Linked DNA regions of Homo sapiens: region 1 is linked to region 2. Evidence: chromatin loops called from intact Hi-C (ENCODE). Cell type or tissue: heart left ventricle. All regions are shown on one strand.

What was found. Hi-C counts contacts between places; a loop is a spot of excess contacts. Peaks named below come from ENCODE experiments on the same cell type or tissue, not always from the same donor. Only the 100,000 strongest peaks of a DNase experiment are listed, where the experiment ranks them.
Region 1: a loop joins it to region 2, with 6 times the contacts of the local background. A loop is called at or near these places in 1 of 110 quality-filtered maps.

The regions. Positions count from the first base shown.
Region 1 is chr13:60,288,811-60,296,810 of GRCh38, reverse strand. No RefSeq gene overlaps it. Among named protein-coding and RNA genes, the nearest start is that of LINC00434, 25 kb to the right of the region's middle. In heart left ventricle, no CTCF peak of the experiment used is centred here; no DNase peak of the experiment used is centred here.
Region 2 is chr13:59,666,802-59,674,801 of GRCh38, reverse strand. It overlaps DIAPH3 (diaphanous related formin 3), which reads left to right. Exons shown (of 28, transcript NM_001042517.2): 28 at 7,956-8,000. Among named protein-coding and RNA genes, the nearest start is that of DIAPH3-AS1, 340 kb to the left of the region's middle. RefSeq lists an enhancer at 981-1,482. In heart left ventricle, no CTCF peak of the experiment used is centred here; a DNase peak (open chromatin) is centred at 3,970; H3K27ac peaks cover 1,200 bases.

The DNA.
Region 1 (8,000 bases), 620 kb before region 2:
TATGAAGAGTTCAGTTTAGATTGTGTTAAATTTGAGATGTCTATTAGACATCTAAGGATCATAATATAACATTTATTCCAGAGCTAAAGCTATAAAAATTTTCATACATTTATAATTTTTAAGCATCCTCAAATGATTGCCTGTGCAGTTATAGAAACACCTAGTTCTTTAAAATTAACCTTATTTTTATGTTAGCTTAAATGTTAACATACTCTTTTCTCAAACAAACAGGAATTATATCAACTGACTGTAAAGTGTTGTACAAAAGAATAGGCAAAGGTAGAATTTGATCCACATTTTGCATGTTAATCACACAACTGAGAAACTTTTGCATTTAAAAATGATAAACACATTCTTCACTTTATCCACATGTACATGAGAAATAAAATTTGACTCAATTCTAATTTTTAAAATTCATGAACTTATATCTGGTGCTCAGTCATGCAGGACTGTAATTTGCTACTCTTATGTTCTCTTTACTTTTTTTTAAGTTCAGCTTCTTTGACTCTCTGGTGTCAGAACAAATGTGTCCAGAGTCTTCCAAAAGCATGTATGTCATCTCTTTTTGTTTCACAGAGTCCTAGACAAGTCAAGATCTAAGCCCGGGGCAGTCAGAACACAGGTTGTGTGTAAGTGGGTCATGGTAATCGTCATTTCTGTGGATCAGAGACAAATGCAAAGCAGAAATCCAGTTATGTGCATTTTTTTTTGTTTTTTTTATTATTATACTTTAAGTTTTAGGGTACATGTGCACAATGTGCAGGTTAGTTACATATGTATACATGTGCCATGCTGGTGCGCTGCACCCACTAACTCATCATCTAGCATTAGGTATATCTCCCAATGCTATCCCTCCCCCCTTCCCCCACCCCACAACAGTCCCCAGAATGTGATGTTCCCCTTCCTGTGTCATGTGTTCTTATTGTTCAATTCCCACCTATGAGTGAGAATATGCGGTGTTTGGTTTTCTGTTCTTGCGATAGTTTACTGAGAAGGATGATTTCCAATTTCATCCATGTCCCTACAAAGGACATGAACTCATCATTTTTATGGCTGTATAGTATTCCATGGTGTATATGTGCCACATTTTCTTAATCCAGTCTATCGTTGTTGGACATTTGGGTTGGTTCCAAGTCTTTGCTATTGTGAATAGTGCCGCAATAAACATACGTGTGCATGTGTCTTTATAGCAGCATGATTTATAGTCCTTTGGGTATATACCCAGTAATGGGATGGCTGGGTCAAACGGTATTTCTAGTTCTAGATCCCTGAGGAATCGCCACACTGACTTCCACAATGGTTGAACTAGTTTACAGTCCCACCAACAGTGTAAAAGTGTTCCTATTTCTCCACATCCTCTCCAGCACCTGTTGTTTCCTGACTTTTTAATGATTGCCATTCTAACTGGTGTGAGATGATATCTCATTGTGGTTTTGATTTGCATTGCTCTGATGGCCAGTGATGGTGAGCATTTTTTCATGTGTTTTTTGGCTGCATAAATGTCTTCTTTTGAGAAGTGTCTGTTCATGTCCTTCGCCCACTTTTTGATGGGGTTGTTTGCTTTTTTCTTGTAAATTTGTTTGAGTTCATTGTAGATTCTGGATATTAGCCCTTTGTCAGATGAGTAGGTTGCAAAAATTTTCTCCCATTTTGTGGGTTGCCTGTTCACTCTGATGGTATTTTCTTTTGCTGTGCAGAAGCTCTTTAGTTTAATTAGATCCCATTTGTCAATTTTGGCTTTTGTTGCCATTGCTTTTGGTGTTTTAGACATGAAGTCCTTGCCCGTGCCTATGTCCTCAGTGGTAATGCCTAAGTTTTCTTCTAGGGTTTTTATGGTTTTAGGTCTAACGTTTAAGTCTTTAATCCATCTTGAATTGATTTTTGTATAAGGTGTAAGGAAGGGATCCAGTTTCAGCTTTCTACATATGGCTAGCCAGTTTTCCCAGCACCATTTATTAAATAGGGAATCCTTTCCCCATTGCTTGTTTTTGTCAGGTTTGTCAAAGATCAGATAGTTGTAGATATGCGGTGTTATTTCTGAGGGCTCTGTTCTGTTCCATTGATCTATATCTCTGTTTTGGTACCAGTACCATGCTGTTTTGGTTACTGTAGTCTTGTAGTACAGTTTGAAGTCAGGTAGTGTGATGCCTCCAGCTTTGTTCTTTTGGCTTAGGATTGACTTGGTGATGCGGGCTCTTTTTTGGTTCCATATGAACTTTAAAGTAGTTTTTTCCAATTCTGTGAAGAAAGTCATTGGTAGCTTGATGGGGACGGCATTGAATCTGTAAATTACCTTGGGCAGTATGGCCATTTTCACGATATTGATTCTTCCTTCTCATGAGCGTGGAATGTTCTTCCATTTGTTTGTATCCTCTTTTATTTCCTTGAGCAGTGGTTTGTAGTTCTCCTTGAAGAGGTCCTTCACATCCCTTGTAAGTTGGATTCCTAGGTATTTTATTCTCTTTGAAGCAGTTGTGAATGGGATTTCACTCATGATTTGGCTCTCTGTTTGTCTGTGGTTGGTGTATAAGAATGCTTGTGATTTTTGTACATTGATTTTGTATCCTGAGACTTTGCTGAAGTTGCTTATCAGCTTAAGGAGATTTTGGGCTGAGACAATGGGGTTTTCTAGATATACAATCATGTCATCTGCAAACAGGGACAATTTGACTTCCTCTTTTCCTAATTGAATACCCTTTATTTCCTTCTCCTGCCTAATTGCCCTGGCCAGAACTTCCAACACTATGTTGAATAGGAGTGGTGAGAGAGCATGCTGTTATTCTGTGGTTGAACTGGTTTAACTTGGGCATTTTACTGTGTCTATCATTGTTTCAATAGCCTTTAGGTAAACAATAAGAAGACCTTGGATTCAACTAGCAGGATAAATTATTGGATGACAAAAAAGATAAAAAAAGAAATGAGGGAAAGATGCAGTTTAGGATAATGATAGAATATACATGTTCCTTGACTTATGATGGGGTTATGTCCCACTAAACCCATCATAAGTTGAAAAAAAATTAAGTTGAAAATGCAGCCTAGCCTGCCTTTAACGTGTTTAAATTACATTCGCCTACAGTTGGGCAAAATCATCTAACACAAAGCCTATTTTATACTAAAGTGTTGAATATCTCATGTAATTTATTAAATACTGAAAGTGAAAATTAGAATAGTTGTATGGGTACTCAAAGTATGGTTTCTGCTATATATGTATTACTTTTACACCATTGTAAAGTTAAAATATAGTAAGGCAAACCATAGTAAGCCTGGGACCATTTTTATTTTTTTAAAAAAAGAAGAAAGAAAGAAAGGAAAGAACAAACAAGGCACTCCCCAAAATTCAGCCTTGTGTTTATTATATTTTACACAGTTTTCTGTACCTCCCATTTTGTAGTTTTCAGACTTGAACTGGGCTGACTGTGATTTCAGTCCGCCATTCCCTATTCACCTTGCTTTTTACCTATTATCCTTCTGAGAGCTTTGAAACAGGTAGGCATGTCTTTTAATGTAAACACGATAGTTTGATCTAAGTAAAAAAACCAGAGTGAGTAACTGGTTACACAGTTAACAAGGTGCTCCGTTTTCACCTCAAGATCATCACGGATTCCTTCTCAATACCACCTTAGAAAGAAACAAATTCCCTCTAATCAGCTAGAACCACTATAAATTCTCAGTCTTATGCTTGGCCTGCTTTATAAGTGAACACAGTGTTTGCATAGGAAAGGCTACAGACTGGTATTTTTTAATTAAATTATCCAGATAATTATGCAATTCTTCATATCATTCCACTAATATACACATAGACTGTGCTAGAGGCTTGCTGACAGTGCTAACTACGATCCCCAATGGTGCAACCACTGAGCTTTCCTATGTTCTTTTTTAGTCTCTAGTTTTAAAAGTAAGCAAGAGGCGAAAAAAAAACCTAGAATGAAGGAGGAAAGATGAGTGATTTGATCATCACAAACCCCAGAGCCCCGTTAAAAAGTATTTGTACTTTAAAAAATCTTTTTTGCCGAAAGCTTTTTCAGGAGAAATAAATTATACTGACTATATAAATAAAAGCAGAAAGAGCAAAGACGAACATGAACATATATTACCAATGCCATTCATCAAATATAGCTGATACTTCAATCTAATCCAGCAAATGAAAACACAGAAGTTTATAGAGTTATAGGAAGTAAGTAAGCAATTTAAACATACCAGGGTGCAGGGTCATCTAACAACACAACTAGGAAGATGTTCCCTTTTTCTTTTCTCTTTTTCTCTCTTTCATCCTTTCGAGCCTCTCAAATACTGATTTATAATCCATTTTTCTCACAGGATGAGGTGATCTTTAAATCATATAATTGATAGTAGCAGTCCAAATGTTCTTAACAAGTCCACCTTCCTCTAATGTCATAAAATAAAAGGACATTTCATCCTATCATTAGGGTGCCAGGTTTCTCTTTCCATAATAAAGTAATACATTTCTTAACTAATTAGTTCATTAATTTTAAATGTGATTCCCAGTAAAAACTCTTTGAGATAGTTAATCTTTCCTAAAAGTGTGTGAGGTTGTAAAAAACAGTTCTTAGAGCACTGTCACCACCAATCATGAACAGTCGGAATGGGTGAGGAAATACAGAGCTGCAAAGACACATCTCATTTGTTTCTGAAAGCAAACCTCCAAGGCTGCTTTATAACCAGAAATCATATCCACATCATGCAGATGCTGTGGTAAACTTTACGATTCCAATTAGGAATGGACAGTTTTCAATGCACTGCTCAAACACTTTGCTAGTCTATATGTAAATACTTCACTAAAACCACTGAACGGTGATGGAGTTCAATATTAATATCACAAATTAAAGATGACATCTGAATGCCTACTATCCAGAAGAGCGATCAGAGCTCATGGCAAGGCAATAATCAGTGGCTTAAGCAACTTTCAAGCACCATGGGGGGAAAACCAAATGGGATAGAGCTTGGAAATTGCACTGGTGCATGAAGAACATACCATATTAAAGAGCAACTGCTGATTGACCTGGTGATGAAGTGGAGGATATGACCATATGCTTCTATAAAGGACATTTGGAAAAGGCTTCGAGATTATCCCCTGAGAGCTCATGACTATTACCTGGTGTATTCCCATTAACTGACAATGTAAACTTTATCTGTAACAGTGAAATAAGCTGTCAAAATAACCGCCTGTCCTCCTGGGAGGAAAAAATTACCTGAATAATTATCATGCCAAGCATATTCTCCAGGCAGAACTATCAAAGAGTTATGCTGGCTGGATTCCCCTTACATATTGTACTCATTGCCTTGGAAAGAGGAATGGTTTCCACTTCTTTACTTGGATCATTTGGATGGGGAACATAGGTGTGTTACAGTGGGAATAAGAATACAAAGTTATAGAAGAGGTGAAAGGTGAATCAATAGAATCAATAAAGAGTTTATAATGTCAGTACAGTGCCCTTTGCCTTATGCTAAGAATACTGTTCTGGGCCTGCATCCTTTAGTAAACCATGTTTTTACTTACAGAAACCAATAATAAAGAGTGTGTAAAGAAGATAGCCCCAGACATGATGTCCAAATCCAAGAATCTCTATGAGGAAAGCTATGCAGTTCCTAAGACACTGCACCATCATTTCTTACTGCATGTTGGGAAAATGACAGGAGTGAAGATGAGCATAGATGTGAATAAATGTTATTTCCCTGTGGCCCTACGTGCAATGGTCAGAAGTGCAGACTCTGGAGTCTGGTGGCAGGAGTTCAAATCCCTGCTCTGCTATTTGCCAACTGTGTGGCCTTGGTTATTTATCTGTGCTTTGGCTTCCTGTGTCAAATGTGGCTACCCCACAGGTCAGGGCGTGGTATACATTCTATGGATACTGCCTCTTATTTTTGTCTTCCTGGCCCTAGAACAGTTTAGGGACATGTTTAGGGAGCAAATTTAGAGTTTGACAATTGTCCTGGCCCCAATTCATCCCTTTGCTCTCTTTGGTTCAAAAAGTGAGAAGGGGGATTTTGAGTTGTTGTCATAACTCCCTTTGTCTGTGTCTGTCCTGGCTTCACTGAAGAAACCACAACCTGGGCTGCTTCCCCTGCTGAACCTGGGCCCAACAGGGATGTCACTCCCCAGGTCCCTTCTCCACCTGAGGAAGAGCCCTGGGCCATAGGCTGGGGTCACAGCAACTCTTGCCCCCACTGCCTTTCTTTGTACTGTCTTCCCACATGTTGTTCTACTCTAGGTCCCAGGAGATAGATCAAGCACCATGAGGAAAATGGAGCCATCCCACTCTGGACACCTGTCTCCGACATCCCCCATAACTATGTAAAGCACCAGACCTCTGATGCCAGATGGCACCATCTCCCCTGATTTCCCAGGACCAACTCCTAAGTAAACAATTTGCACTTAGGATCCTCATCTTGGGTTCTGCTTCTGGAGAAAACCAAACTAAGATATTCAGTGGTCGTTTTTTTCTGGTGGCGTCCCTAGGGCTTGAAATAGGTCAGGGAACTGCAGTAGTTACATTGCTTTGGATGTTAGAGACACAGCGTCAGCAGCAGCAACCAGGCAGACACCTGCGAGCAGGTGAACAAAGGGAGAAATGTTCATAAACATTTGCATGTCATGCTAATCCTTCTTTTATTTATGGCCTTCTCTTTTCCTGAATATTCTTTTTCTTTCAAGAGGCTTTAAAATAGGAATTTTAGAAGAAAAGAAACAGGATACAGAAACAGGTCCAAAGAGAGCACTTCTTCCTCCTCTAATTGCTGTGAGTGTAGAGACAGACTGTGAAGAGCAGGTGCCACATTAGGTTGAGATTTTCTCACCTGCACTTTTTCCAGGAGGCTGACACAAATGGAAGGATGTGACATGAGGGCAAACTCTCTGGAACAATCATCTCCCGCAACTGTATAGGCCATAATAGCTTTAATAGAGAAAGCAAACAATAATAAAGGCATGCTACCTTGCCTCTGTGAGATCAAACAACGCTCAGGTTGATGGAGGGGACACTTTTATGTCTCCTGAAAAGTCCATATTTCTGGATATCAGTGAACTACCAAGACTTTTCCTAAGGGAAGGTTAAAAAAATAATTGTAGTTTGGGCATCTGTTTCAAAAGGAGAACAAACTGTTATTTAAGTTCTATGAGAGAACAACAGAGACACTGACTATAGACAGTGTCTCTGACCCATCGTGTGACAGAAGAAAAATAAAGCGGAGGCTGCCCATTAATACCCTGCCCTGAAGTCAGGAGTTGTTGGAGTGGGTAGGACAGGCAGGAGGTATTATTATTTTTTAATGGCTACTTCAATGGAGATGTGCACGCTAACGTTGTTCTTGGAGAGAAAGCTTTTATTCTGTGAGATACTTGTCACGCTCCAATTAAAAACAGAATTTATTGTTAAGGGGTAGGAGAATATCGGTTTCTTTCCACCTGTATTTTGTCTATTGTTGAAAATCTTACATAAGGAAAAGTTTGAGGCTGAGAAGAGCTTTTTTTTTTTTTTAAGTCCAAAGTAGGGAACATTGCCACTTTAAAAAATATCATTTCTGAAAGAAAGCAGAGGTGTCAGAGACAAAGAGAAAAGGAGGGAGATGTGTCAGTCAGTCAATAGTATTTATTGAACACTCACTGTGTGGGGAGAACACAAAGGGCATAATACACTTGGTACTCATTTGCCAGGAGCTAGTAAGCTACAGAAAGGACCAGCATTAACACAAGTAAACACTTTTAAAGCAGACACATAAGAAACCACATGACTAATTGTAACTTTTAAGAAGTGTGTGTGTGTGTGTGTGTGTGTGTGTGTGTGTGTGTGTGTGTGTTTAAAGGGAGCCTGAAAGTAAGAAATAGCCATGGTAATGAAATCAGAAAATAAACGCCACCAAACGTAGGAGAAATGATATGAGAATACAAATTATCCTGTAGCACTTTTGTCTTTCAGTTGACTCTTCTCTGAGTGTAAATCAGGAGTGGAAACATAACACAGGATACCTTTCTTGTCATTGGA
Region 2 (8,000 bases):
GATAAACAGATGCCATGGTTGGTTTCAGTCTGTTAGTATGAAGAGCATGAAAGTGTGGTTTGAGAATGTGTTATTTGAAGTAGTAGTAGGGCATATGTAGGAATGTTTAGGGAGGCCATGGTGGATACGGTATTGGAGCTCTGTTGTCAGGGCTGGAAATGCAGATTTGAGTCTTCTTCCTAGAGGAAATAGTTGAAGCTGTGAGATCGTGATGGAGAGAAGGTAGAAAGGGCAGAAAAGAGGGCCAAAGATGTAACTGTGAGAAATGGCCACGTTGAGGTTATGATTGTTTGGTAGAGGTTGGGAAGGTAGCACAAATTACCAAAGAAGGTTTAAAATGAATCATCGAAAAGTAGAAGAGTAAGCACAGTCAAGGGCAATATCATGATAGAGCATGTTAACCAGGAGTCTGAGGACTTAGTTCTGTCTCTGGCTCTGCCTGAAAGTTATGTCTGCTTTCTCAATTTTATGTCAAACAAGGTAAATATACTAAATATACCCATATTACCTATCTCACAGGGCTGTTATAAGAATCACATGAGTGGATATATGGGGAAAGTGTTTGCAAGCTATAGAATAGCCATATATAAAGGTAATATGATCATATCGATATTATGCCATAATAATGTTCAAAGTCACAAATAACATTCTACATTGACTTCTAACACCAGCTAGTTGAAGTTAAGCCAGATTTCACAGGTCACAGTCCTCTAAAAGATTGCCTTCACTTCAGTACCAGCTGCAAATTTGAGGTCCCTAGGTTACCCTCACTTTTGATCACTTGGCTACAAATTCAGTGCTTCCTACTACCCTCTCAAATTCAATAATTTGCTAGAATGACAGAATTCAGGAAAGTACTATACTTCCTGTTACAGCTTTATTATAGCAAAAGAATACAAATCAGAAACAGCCAAAGGAGAGACACCTGAAGCCCCTATTGTCCTTAGGGACGCATCAGCCTCCCTGCACATTGATGTGTAAGGATGCACAGAGGATTACCAACCAGAAAACTCACCTGAACATCAGTGTCTTGAGTTTGCACTGCGGCTTTGTTACTTAGGCACAATTAGTTGAATCATCAGCCACATGATTGAGCTCAAGCTCCCGTACCCATCTCTCACTCAGAAATCAGGCTGATAATCATTTGGCTCAAAACCCCAACCCTCTAATCACATGATTGGTCTTTCTGGCTTGGTTAACCCCCATCCTGAGTCATTCATTACTATAAACTATCTAGGGGCCCACCATGAGTTACCTCATTAGCAAAAACTATCAGTTTAGGGTTTCAAACTATTCATCTGAGGGGCCCAACATGAATACAAAATTCCAAGGCTTTAGAGGCCACCTCCCAGGGACTGGGACAAAGACCAGATGAATTCTTTATTACACACATTCCAAAATGTTGCAAATGTGAGAGAAAAAAGAGGCATGAGTAAATGCAATTGAGTTTAGGAATTTCGATGCTTTGGGTAATATTGTAAGGAGCAATTTCAATAGAGAGGTATGGATGAAAGCCAAATTAGAATTGCTAAGAATTGAGGGGAGAGATGAAAAAGAGGAAAGCAGATATGGAAAAGAGTATCCAACTCAGGTAGCATATTACAAATCAGGAAGATAAGCAGTCAAACAGAAGAGTTTACGTTACTGTTCTCTTTAGAGGCTGAACCTATCCTGGTTGTTGTGTGCACAGAGCCTGCGTCATCTTGAGCTTCCTTGTAGCCCTACACTCAATTAGAAAAACTCAGCATAGGAAACTGTGAAATGGCAGTACTGTCTTTGAATTTTATTTAAAGGATAGTGATACAGAACAAGAATGAATAGAAGTTTATATAATAGTTTCTGCAAATAAAGTTCTTCATCAGTTGTTTCCTCTATTCAAAGATATCATTATATTCTGCTTTGCATACTGTGTTTAGATAGGGGGAGTATTGTTTTGTTTAGTTGTTTGTTTTTACATAATTTGTTTTAATAAGAGTTTCTGGCACCCCTAAAAGATTTTAACTATATGCAAAATGACCTTTTGCTCTTTGAATTATTTTTATATATTTTCAATACATAAGATAAACAGCGAAATGAAACCAAAGGAAGACAATTATTAATAGCATCAGTAAATCAGCAATAAGGAAAACCACAGGGATATGGGCTGCTGGCGGCCACCACTAACTTCCGTTATTGCATAGATTAAAAACATATATTTGTCACACACTTTACTATCATGTAGACCCAGTGGTGCTTTAAAATTATATTTATGAGTGATTCTTTTTCTTTCACCAAAGTAAAGCCATTGCTGGGGTGAAACAAAACAGCTACTTAGTAGGTCAAAGTAATAGTTAAAAACAAAAGGTAAAGAATTGCGAGGAGAGACCAAATTTCAGGAACACTGAATAGATGGAGTCAATTTAGGACACCAGAGTTCTACATTCTTCCTCCTGTCAAGGCTGCCACAACTCACCATTGACCACAAAAGACAGGAGCTCAATTTTATACTTCATCTGAGAGTTGGCACTCCTAAGAAGCCAGTGCCCATTAGAACCACAATGTGAGGGGGGATCAATACTAACTTCAAAGGAATAATGCCTCTTTCTGAACCATAACTGATACTTCCTGCAGCAGAGAAGTCTTCCCCAAGGGCCGTCCGCCAGGGCCTTAGTTAGCCTTGCCTTCTTAGCTCAAGAAGCATAACAACTGTTGGCTGAAATATTTCCTCATTTAGATGCCAAGTTGCATATATTCACATATATATACATAATTCTTTTGTCAGCAACTTTCCCAGTTTCCTGTGTCTTTTGTGTTTCTCAAGAAACAGTGGAAATATTAGCACAGGATGAATGAGTTTTTTTAAGCTTTCTTTGTCATCCAAATCTATACTCTGCCAAAGATCATGTGGGACCCAACACTAGATGTAGTTTAAGGCCTTTATTCTCATTTTTAAGTCCAGTGGGTATCAGTATTTAAGAGGCATTCAGCTCTCCAACAACGTTCAACTTTTAGTTCAGTTTCAAAGAAAAAGCTGTGGTGGGTCTCTAGATTCAATTCTTATAGTAAGAATCCTATGAAGAATTAAATTGAAATGAGTAAGTATTCCTATCTTAAAGGAAAATAGCATGTATTCTCATCGTGTTTATTTCCACAGAAACACAAATACAAGATGTGTGGATTGCATTTTCTTACTGAATTGGTACTAAGAATAGCAGCTGGTTCTTTGCCTATCAGTACTACAATCAACAGTGGCCCTGAATATTGGCAGTAGTCCTAGATATATTGCACATAGAGATCAATTGTAATATCTTAAACAGAAAAAAAAGGCCTAGGATTCAATTTGTAAAATAATAAAACAAACTCCTCACCTTGAAGAATTAATCATCCCTCTTTGCCTTAATATTTTTAGTTTCCATTTAAAAGTGTGTATGGTGAAGAGTTGAGTTGAGAAATAGAAACGCTTGTCTTTTTATTGATACCCCAGCCTTACCTTTCATTGAGTCCATATGTCCTAGGTATCATCTTGCATTTGTAACTGTCTAACTTCATATGAAAAGAATTGGCCTACCTGCCTCAAATTACAATTTATTTATGCCTCTGAGCACCTGGTAGAGTATAGAGTTTTCTCCAACTTACAAGGTTGTGGGATCACTCTGTTGTTTGAAAGTCAACCATTTAGAAACTAAGTGCATGTTTTTGCATGGAATTTAGGTCTCCAGCCCACACAAAGCCACCAATAACAAACTTTAAAATAATGGTGATAACAAAAGACACCTGGCCTTGACACATTATAATAAGATTTCTATATAAGAGTGAACTTCTGGGGTCAGCAGGCACAGTGGCTCACACCTGTAATCCCAGCACTTTGTGACGCTGAGGCGGGTAGATAGCTTATCCCCAGCCTGGCTTTGTTGCCAGGCTTTAAAAAAGTGAACTTCCGGCCGGGTGCAGTAGCTCACACCTGAAATCCCAGCACTTTTGGGAGGCCAAGGCGGGCGGATCACGAGGTCAGGAGATCGAGACCATCCTGGCTAACACAGTGAAACCCCGTCTTTACTAAAAATGCAAAAAAATTAGCCGGGCGTGGTGGCGGGCGCCTGTAGTCCCAGCTACTCGGGAGGCTGAGGGAAGACAATGGCGTGAACCCGGGAGGTGGAGCTTGCAGTGAGCCGAGATCCCGCCACTGCACTCCAGCCTGGGCGACAGAGCAAGACTGTCTCAAAAAAAAAAAAAAAAAAAGTGAACTTCCAGCTTGAGCACTTCCTCTACCTGCACTATCTCTAATTATAGTGGGATAGGCAACTCCTCCTGTCCAGCTTCATTTATCTGCTTTGCAGTTTAAGATCTGACTTGCTCATTTCTACAGTTTTGGTCTCCCATGTCTGGAGACAAACCAAAAAGAAGGTGAGGACCAGAATGGGGGCTGTTGGGGTGCTGAGAGCTAATGTGAGGGCTGGGAATGAAGAGTTGTTATCTAGGAATTTCTAAGAAAGCTATAAACATCTTTTAAAAAACTCTTGTGCACTTTTCTTTTTTATTTCTTCAGTGGTCTCAGGAATGGCCTCTTTCCTTTTTACACTGTCTTGTCTGTTACTTCTCATGAAAGATTCCTCACCTGAAACCACAGAGGAGATAAATACCATCTTAGTTTTTCTCTTATCATTTTGTCCCTAAAGCAAGCCCACAGCTATTTTGAGTTTTCTCAAAAGGATAGAAATGCTTTTGCCTGCCTTGGCCCATCCATTATTATTTACCTTTGTCTCCAAAGAAGTTCAAAGACCAAACGCTAAAAGAAAAACCCAGGAAATGCTAGGCATTTCATCCTTGGATCTGGTATAGATCAAGGAGTACTAAGACATTCAAAATAGATATGCAATCCTTGTTTTTGGCAGCATGCATGTTCATTAGCGACCTTGACAAGAACTGTTTCAGAAGAGTAAAGGGTCAAAAGCATGATTGGAGTGGGTTCAAGAGAAAAATAGGGAGCGAGGAATTAAGAGAGTAAGTATGGGCAATTCTTTCAAGGTATTTTACTATAAAGGGAGCCAAGAATTTAGATAGCTGGAGCAGGATGTGGAGACAAACAGAGATTCCCCCCACCTCATAAATTTATGATTATTAGAGCCTCTCTGCTGAGGGGAATGAGCACCTGGAGAAAGAAACCTTTACAATGCAGCAGAGAGAGGGCAAAGCAGCCAGAGGGATGTCCTTGAATAGACAAGCAAAAGTCACATCCAAGCAAAAGTCACATCCGTCACTCACCTTGAGGGCTGTCCTCAGAGGGGAGCTCGGAAGGTTGATTCATCCTAACAGGAGGGGCGGATGTATGTGTGTGCAGTAGGCAGATAATAGGTGTTGGGGAAGGGGTGAGGCACGTGCAGGAGCTCTCTTCTGATCACCTCTATGAGTGAGTTAAATGAGAGGGAGGACATATTGGAAGTTTCAAAGAGTGGAGAAGGTGTGGAGCAGTTGTCTGGGAGAATGGAAGAGTGAATGGACTAGGGAATTGTAGTGGGTTAAAGGTCATGCTTTTGAAGTTCATAGTCATGAATCTAAGTGAGACCAGGAAAGAAATGGAGGATATGTGTGACCTTGGATATACTGTGTTAAGGTAGTTTACATAGGTGTACTATCTGCTTTACAAAGCTGTTGCGAGAATTCAGTGTGTTAGAAGGCATTTTGAAGTATAAGTGCAGGACACCATTATTATGAAACTTAGCTTTGAATTACTTAGCACTTTCCTTTGGCAAAAGGGTTTTCAGATTTCTTGAAGACAGCCTCAGTATCTCTAGAGACAGCATTTGGCGTCTACCACCGATTTACTCAGTAACTAAGTCTAAGCAAATGACTTAACCTCCTTTTGCTTTTACCCCTCAATCTATATGCTGAGGGTGGTAATGTTTGAAGTGCAACAAAATACAGGCTATTCATAAGATGGTATGTATGTATGTGTTTTGTGTGTGTGTGTGTGTGTGTGTATACATACATATATATATATGTGTATATATATAGTTTTAATAATTTGCCTACCAAGTTCATTATTTCTCTGAAGGAAAACCACTGACTAAAAATTCTGATTAGAAACTTTCCTTCTTGGTTTCGTTCAAGAAAGAAATTAATGTCATTAGTATTCAAACTAAAGTTTATCTTGTGTCACAGAGTATGGAAATAATTTCTTTACCCAACACATATTTATTGAGCACCTACTTTGCACCAAGGACGGTCTAGGCACTAAAGCTATAGCAATATTTAAAACAATGTCCCTACTTTCTTGGAGTGCATACATGGACACGCGCACACACGCACACACACATTTCATATTCTATACCCATATTTTGGCTAATTTAATCTCTTCTTTGCCATTAGACTTTTAACTAGAGTTGTCCAATAGCAGAATAAACTGGTTTGTTGGAGATACCATCATGATGTAGTGGTTTGCAGGAAATCAAATAAGCAAAGATAGGAACATTTTGGGGAAGGAGCAGTAAGCTGGCCAACATTCTACATTTAGCTGCAAATGCAGTTTTCAAGCATTCTTTGGGACAGAGGTGTGGGAGCTAGAAAAGAAAAGGATGTGGTCATAGGAACTGCAGGAATACCACATCTACCGTGCTCTTTCCGGCAAACACAATATGTACATTATAAGCTACAGAGCATACACTCCTTTAAGAGAAAATCACTGCTCTATTAGATTTTGATTTTTGAGTAACAGTTGCCCACCTGATATAGAAGGTGAAAGACAAAGTGTATTTATTTTCTTCCAGCAGCTAAAAGGTGATCATACTTCTAAAATTTGTTGAGATTGTCCAAGAAAGTGTGTAAAATCCTCATCCATCACTGGAAGCCTCTGGTCAGAAAATGACAGTGCAGTAAATATCTTCAGCAGCCACCTTTTAATGTACAAGCTGTTTTCAGTTGGAATTTTCAGCACTCACATAAAACACACTGTCATGAGTGACTGCTTGTGCTCCAAAGTCATTACTATTGGGACAATGGAACATCTCTCAGAGAATAACCAAAAAACTTTAAATGTCATGTCAGGTTTGTTGAAGCCATTTTCAAGCCCCATTCAAGGTTACATGAATATTGAGGGTGTCTGTTTTTTAAAAGTCATCATTACCATCACTTACCAATAAAAGAATGTATGTGTGTATGTATATATGTACATGCATGTATGTATAGATGTGTATATACTTGACAATTACATATAACATTCTGGTTTGCTAGGAAGTTTTAATTATTTGCTTGCCAAGTTCATTGTTTCTTTAAAGGAAAATAATCGACTTTTTAAATTCTTATTAGAAACTTTCCTTCTTGATTTCATTCAAAAAGGAAATTAATCTCATTATTATTCAAGCTAATGTTTAATCTTGTGTCACAGAGTGTGGAAATTATTTATTTATCCAACAAATATTTATTGAGGACCTACTTTGCACCAGGGCCATTTTAGGCCCTGAAGTTACAGCAGTATTTAAAATAATGTCCCTACTGTCTTGGAGCACACATTCTAGTAAGACAGACAATGGACAAGTGAGCAAATATATTGTGTGTCCAGCCATCATGTGCCCTGTGAAGGAAAACATGACGGGGAAGGATAGAGCAGTGCAAAGGGCAAATGCTATTTTAGATGGGTGGCTAGGGAAGGCCTCTCTTTTTAGGTGGTGTTTGAACAGAGACCTGAAAGAAATATGGGACCAGGCCCTGATAATAACCACGTGACAGGCATGTCAGGCATAAAGGAAGAAGGAAATGGGCATTAGTGCTAATGAAACGGTTGGCTGTTATATTTTAGTTTATTCTTAAACCCCTGTGTGATTATTTTAAACCTGTCTTACTCTGTTGACTGTTTCTTTGTTTAGTCTATCTAAGAAGACTACTTATTTATTGAGAATAATTATTTTAAATGTGTTTCATAACGTGCACAGTCCTTGGTTATCATGGTGATAAGTTTTATGTTTCTTTTTTCCTTACTGTAGAAAATCAGAAAGTGCAGTTGACAGAAGGGTCACGTTCACACTACA